Linked DNA regions of Homo sapiens: region 1 is linked to region 2. Evidence: chromatin loops called from intact Hi-C (ENCODE). Cell type or tissue: PC-9. All regions are shown on one strand.

Evidence for each region. Hi-C counts contacts between places; a loop is a spot of excess contacts. Peaks named below come from ENCODE experiments on the same cell type or tissue, not always from the same donor. Only the 100,000 strongest peaks of a DNase experiment are listed, where the experiment ranks them.
Region 1: a loop joins it to region 2, with 7 times the contacts of the local background. A loop is called at or near these places in 2 of 110 quality-filtered maps.

Annotation. Positions count from the first base shown.
Region 1 is chr11:61,693,697-61,696,196 of GRCh38, forward strand. The region is part of intron 1 of DAGLA (diacylglycerol lipase alpha); the gene reads left to right. Among named protein-coding and RNA genes, the nearest start is that of DAGLA, 15 kb to the left of the region's middle. RefSeq lists enhancers at 1,082-1,607, 1,608-2,134, 2,135-2,500, 2,301-2,500. In PC-9, a CTCF peak has its summit at 1,470; DNase peaks (open chromatin) are centred at 1,455, 1,815 and 2,475; H3K4me3 peaks cover 1,121 bases; H3K27ac peaks cover 2,384 bases.
Region 2 is chr11:61,971,795-61,974,294 of GRCh38, forward strand. No RefSeq gene overlaps it. Among named protein-coding and RNA genes, the nearest start is that of FTH1, 5.4 kb to the left of the region's middle. RefSeq lists cis regulatory regions at 1-571, 1-328, 248-258 and enhancers at 83-377, 181-325, 989-1,168. In PC-9, no CTCF peak of the experiment used is centred here; DNase peaks (open chromatin) are centred at 177 and 1,077; H3K4me3 peaks cover 1,046 bases; H3K27ac peaks cover 2,500 bases.

The sequences.
Region 1 (2,500 bases), 280 kb before region 2:
CCCGGTCACAGTGCACCTGCCCTGCCTGAGGTGAGGCTCCTGCAGCCAGGGGCAGCCCAGACTCCCCCACTGGGGTGACTTTCACCATCGCCTCCCTCACCTCCAGGGTATGGCTGATGATCCCCAGGGCTTCACACCGCTTCTCCCGCTTTCTTACTTCCTCTCTGCTTTGAGTCTTCCCTGATGATGCCCAGCACTCCTCCCATTTTACATAAGAGGAGAGGGTGGGGAGGGGACAGCTGAGAGGTGGGAAGCCCCCAGCTTGCAAACCTCTGAGGCCAAGTTTAGTTTGGCATCACCTAGGTGACTAAATCTAAATTCCAGAGTCTAGGCACATAGGATATGCTCGGAGAGTAATGGCTGCATGAATGAGGCTGGGAAGGCAGCCAAGGATGGGGCAGAGGCCCAAAGCTGTGTGACCTTGGCACGTCAGCATTCCTCTATGAGCTTAGGGTACTCATCTGTAGGATTCGGGGAATCAGGGAGGCGTGGCATCTGAGTTCCCTGGGCCTCTCCAGCTCTGAACTTCTGGGGACTGTCACATGTCTTCAGTCCTGCTTCCTTGCCTGTTTTTTTCTAAGCAATTTTTGCTGCCCAAGAAGACCTCACCTGTGTGTTCCAGCTACCCAGTGAGTTTGCGCGTAAATGGCTGCTCAGGGCAGGGCTCTCCAGTCAAGGGCTTGAGCAAGGCCACTGCTGTCCCCACAGCCAGGCTTCCATGCTGTGGCAGGAGGAAGGGAGACCAATGCTGGGACATGAGAGCGATCCACCACCCATAGCAGAGGGCCGGGGTGCCTGGGTGTGCTTGGACCTGACATTGGCCTCACGTGCACCCTTTGTGCCTCTGCGCCGGCTGCCTGTCAGTTGTCAGGTGTCTGCCTTTCATCCTTTCCTGGCCAAAGCTGCCTTTATTCAAGTGCCCCCTGCCAGGCTTTGTGTCTGATACCCCATTTCCGGCAGCCCTGAATCTGTGGCCCTTTGAGCTGCTGTTTTCCATCGAGTGGCTCCGTGGGGAGGAAGGGTGGGAGAAATCCATTCAAGTCATTTGTTTTAAAGACATTGAAGTAAACCCATGGGATTCATGCGGTCACATGTTTTCAGTCTTCTTTCAAAGTAATAGTTGGGTTTCTGGATCGCTCGCATTACCCACTTCCCTGCCTGGGAAGAGCGAGAGGCCTGGTCTTCAGGAAGAACCATGGAGAGGGGAAGCCTGGAAGATAAAAGCTGGGGGCCTGGCAAAACCCAAACATGTGCACGTCTCCCCGCCAGTGGAGGGGCTCTGCCTGGGGAGCACCAAGCACCTGTGTTCTGGTGATTCCAGGAAGCAGCCCCACGGGCCCTCTCTGTGTACTCGCAAGCGTGTTTTTCCTAGCCCAGGGAGCCTGCAGAAACTACCTTTGCCAGCAACTGAGAGGCAGGGTTGGGAGCTAAAGTGGTGCCCAGCCTCCCTGCTGGCTGGAATCTGGCCCTGCACAAGGTGCATCTGCCCACAGGCTCTGGGGAACCGGGTGGGAGGAGGGGCAAGAGGAGGGGAGCCAGCTTTGCTTTCCCCGCTCTTTCTGTTCAACCATCAGGCACCTCTAGGAAGCTTTCTCTGTCTGCCTGGGGCTGAGCAGTGGTCCAGGCATCAGTGTCGGAGCTCTGTGCTCACTGACCCGCCCCGGTTTCCTTGTTATTCTGCACTGTGAGCTACTTGAGGATAGGGCTTGGCATCCTCGAGTTCATGTCCCCAGAAGCTCCTGCCTAAGGGCCTGCTGAGTCCAACCCACTCCCACTTCCCAGCGGGGAGGAGCAGTGGGAGCTTCTTGTCTGGGAGCTTTCAGGTCCTAGGTCCACTCTCTGGCCCTGGTCTGAGCCTCCCACCCCGCTCCAGCCAACTGGTCTGGCGAGTTTGTGGGGACCTGGCCACAGGCGCTTCTCCAGGGACAGAATGTCCTGCTGTAAGGAGGCTTTGTGCCTGGCTTTCTGTTCTTCTTGGCTCCTCTTTGCTCCTCCTCTCTCTCTTTCATCCCAGGGAGGGTACTGACTTCTGGCTTAAGTCTGCTCTCTATCTTGCCTTTTTGGGGTCCAGGACAGCATATAGTGGGGGTGCTGGGCTCAGGCAGAGCAGTGGCCTTGCCTGGAAGGAGGGCAGGGGCAGGGCCCTTCAGGAATGAGGTAGGGTGTGCATCCCTGCGTGCCCCGGTGAGACCCTGGAAAGCCAGATACCCAGAGTGTGGATGACAGGCTCCGGGCCAGAGCCCAGGGGCTGTGGTGACCGTTCTCCCACCTCCTTCCCCGCTGATGTTCAAGGGTGAGGGACCAGAGGCCCAAAGACGGCAGCCTGCGGAGGCCTCGCTCCAGGACTCCGCCCCCACTGAGACTCCTCCCTGTCCCCACCACCAGGCTTGCTCTCAGGGAGCAGGAAATGAGAGTGGGGGAGCCTGGGTGTTCCTCTCACCCTCTGCGGGAGGGGCTGGGCACCCCGTTCCGTAGGTGTCAGCGGAACCGTCACCAGCGG
Region 2 (2,500 bases):
GTGGCCTGGTCTTGGGACCTTTGTTGACCAGGGTTCTACCTCCCCCACCCTCCAGCTCAGCTCCTCGTGACTTGGAGGCAGCAGAGAGTTTGGCTGGTCTCCCAGGACAGCCGCCTCCCAGGGCCAGGAGTGGCGGGAGGGACCTCAGATGAGAGAAGAGCCAAGCCGGTGGTTTCTGGAGGTTCAGCACATCCTGGAGCAGGAGGGGGCGGTGGTGGGGGTTGCGGTGGAGAGTTGCTGTCCCACCGTGACTCAGCACTCTGCTAGGCTGGGCTTGGGCTCAAAAAGTGCTTTGTCATGGAGGAGAAGAGCAGTCATAAGACCTGGAGGGCTGTGGCTTCACTGTGGAGGGAGGGAGGGAGGGAGGGAGGGAGGGAGGGAGAGTGTCCCCCTCCCCCCATTTCCTAATGGGACAAAGTCCAGAGGCCGGACTGGGAACAAAGGGGTCTGAGATCACTCAGGGGGGCCTCTGATGGTGTTTTTGCTGGCAAGCCTAGGTGTCACTTTTCCTACCTATCCCTCGCTCAGTGCCTTCCCGCCGCATGGGGAATTCTCAATAGATGTTGGGTCCCTTTCTCTTCTAGGGATTGTTATTGTGTAGTCACAATTTAGGATCCACAGCTAGGAAATCATAGACCCCCCACAAATTTTAAGGCTTTGGAAAGGACGTTAGAGCTTCCAAATCATCATGTTTTACAGATAAGGTGAGACCCAAAAAAGGTTAGGCTTGCCCAAAGCCGTAGAGTCACTGGCTGAAACACAAGCTGAAAACTAGGACAGGGCACATGATGGAACCCCGCATGGCCATTAAATACAGTAAGTGTGTTTAATAAGTGTGTTGCTGGAATGTGTGTGTGCAGGAATGCTATGTGAAAAGGCCAGACCCCAAACCGTTCCACAGGCTGATTGCAACAAAGAAAAACCTCAGGGCTGGAGACATAGATGAGGATTGGGAGAGAATGGGTTACGTGGTATTTTAACTGAAGAGCTGATGTTTTAAATGTCTGGGATTTCCCCTGAAGTGAAGTGAAGTAAAGCAGGAAATTCGAGTTTTGAAATTCAGACCAAAGGAAAAACAATACTAAATCAGTATTTGGGTACATTTCTGGATGATGCAATCATACTCACAGAGCTTGTCCTGAAATCATTTCTTGAAAACCCTTGAGGCCATGTAAACTCAGAGTCTAGGTACTTGGAATCCCCCGCTTCCAGAAGGTTAACGAGAGCCACAGCCTGCGATGTTTGAGGACAACTGTGAATGGAAGGCAAGGCCCATTTTTGAATGCTAACTCAGGCCTCACTGCACTCCAGACTTCTGCCAGAGACCCTATCACATGCCCTAGCTATGTGTTTACCTCCTGGCTGGACTTTGAAGTTTTAAGCTGTGTCCCCAACCCTGGCACAGCCCGGGGGTCCCTCCAGTTGTAGCAGTTTGCAGCTCTGTACCTCTTCTCTGGAATGGTCATGCCCAGCAGAGCATCGGCTCTCTACCTTTGGACTAGCGGCTCCTGGAGATCAAGGGTCTTGCCTTTAACAGTCCCCAGCTGTATCCTTCCCAGTGAGCCCCTGGGATATGCACACAGTGAAGAGGCCACGTGGCCTCTCTGAACTTTGATTCCTGTATTATTTATGGTATCTGAAGCCAGCCCTCTCCCATGCTACCTTGAGTACCCGCTCTGGGCGCCCTCTTTACCACAGTTCCCGTTGCACCCCGTCAGCTGGGACCCAGCCACATGGCATCCCCACATCACCCCATCCAGGCTCAGCTGTGCTCACCCTGGCCAAATCAGGGGAGGCCCAGCTCAGCGCAGGTGACAGGTGGGAGCCATGGCTAGCAGCCTTGGGAGGAGGATGAAAAAACAGAAAAATGTCTTGCAAGTCTGGGCAGGGACCTCAGCAGCCAGAGGCCTTGGCAGCCAGGGGCTGGGAGTGCCTCCTCATGGAAATGGGAACTATGCCTCAGGAGTTTTCACTGTGTAGACACTCACTATGGTGGAGGGGAACGATGGCTGCACAGCACAGTCCCTTGAGCACCGGGTCGGAGGGAGTAGGGATCAAGAGGATCTGAGAGATCAGCAGCCAGGGACTAACCCAGCTGGGAGGCAGCAGAATGAAGCAGCCGGAAAGAGCGGCTAGGGCTTTCCTGCCCCCAGAGAAGGGGCACAATCCAGGAGAGCTAGTGAGTCTTGCTGGGCCAGCAGATGGGGCCTCGGTCAGCAGAGGGAAATCCTGAGTGTCCTATGAGAGGGTCAGGACCCCAAAGATCTCACCCTCAGCATGGATGAGGCCTCCCTCCAGCCTGTGGCTGTTCCCACTGTCCCAGGCTCCCTATTTCCTGCCTCTACCACCTCCTGCAGTCCCACTCTCTCTAATTTGTCTCTTTTCTGTCTGTCCCAGCATTATGAAATACAAAGATAAGCACTTTGTGATTACAACTCCTTAAAGGAGGCCGGTACAGTGGCTCACACCTGTAATCCCAGTACTTTGGAGGCCGAGGTGG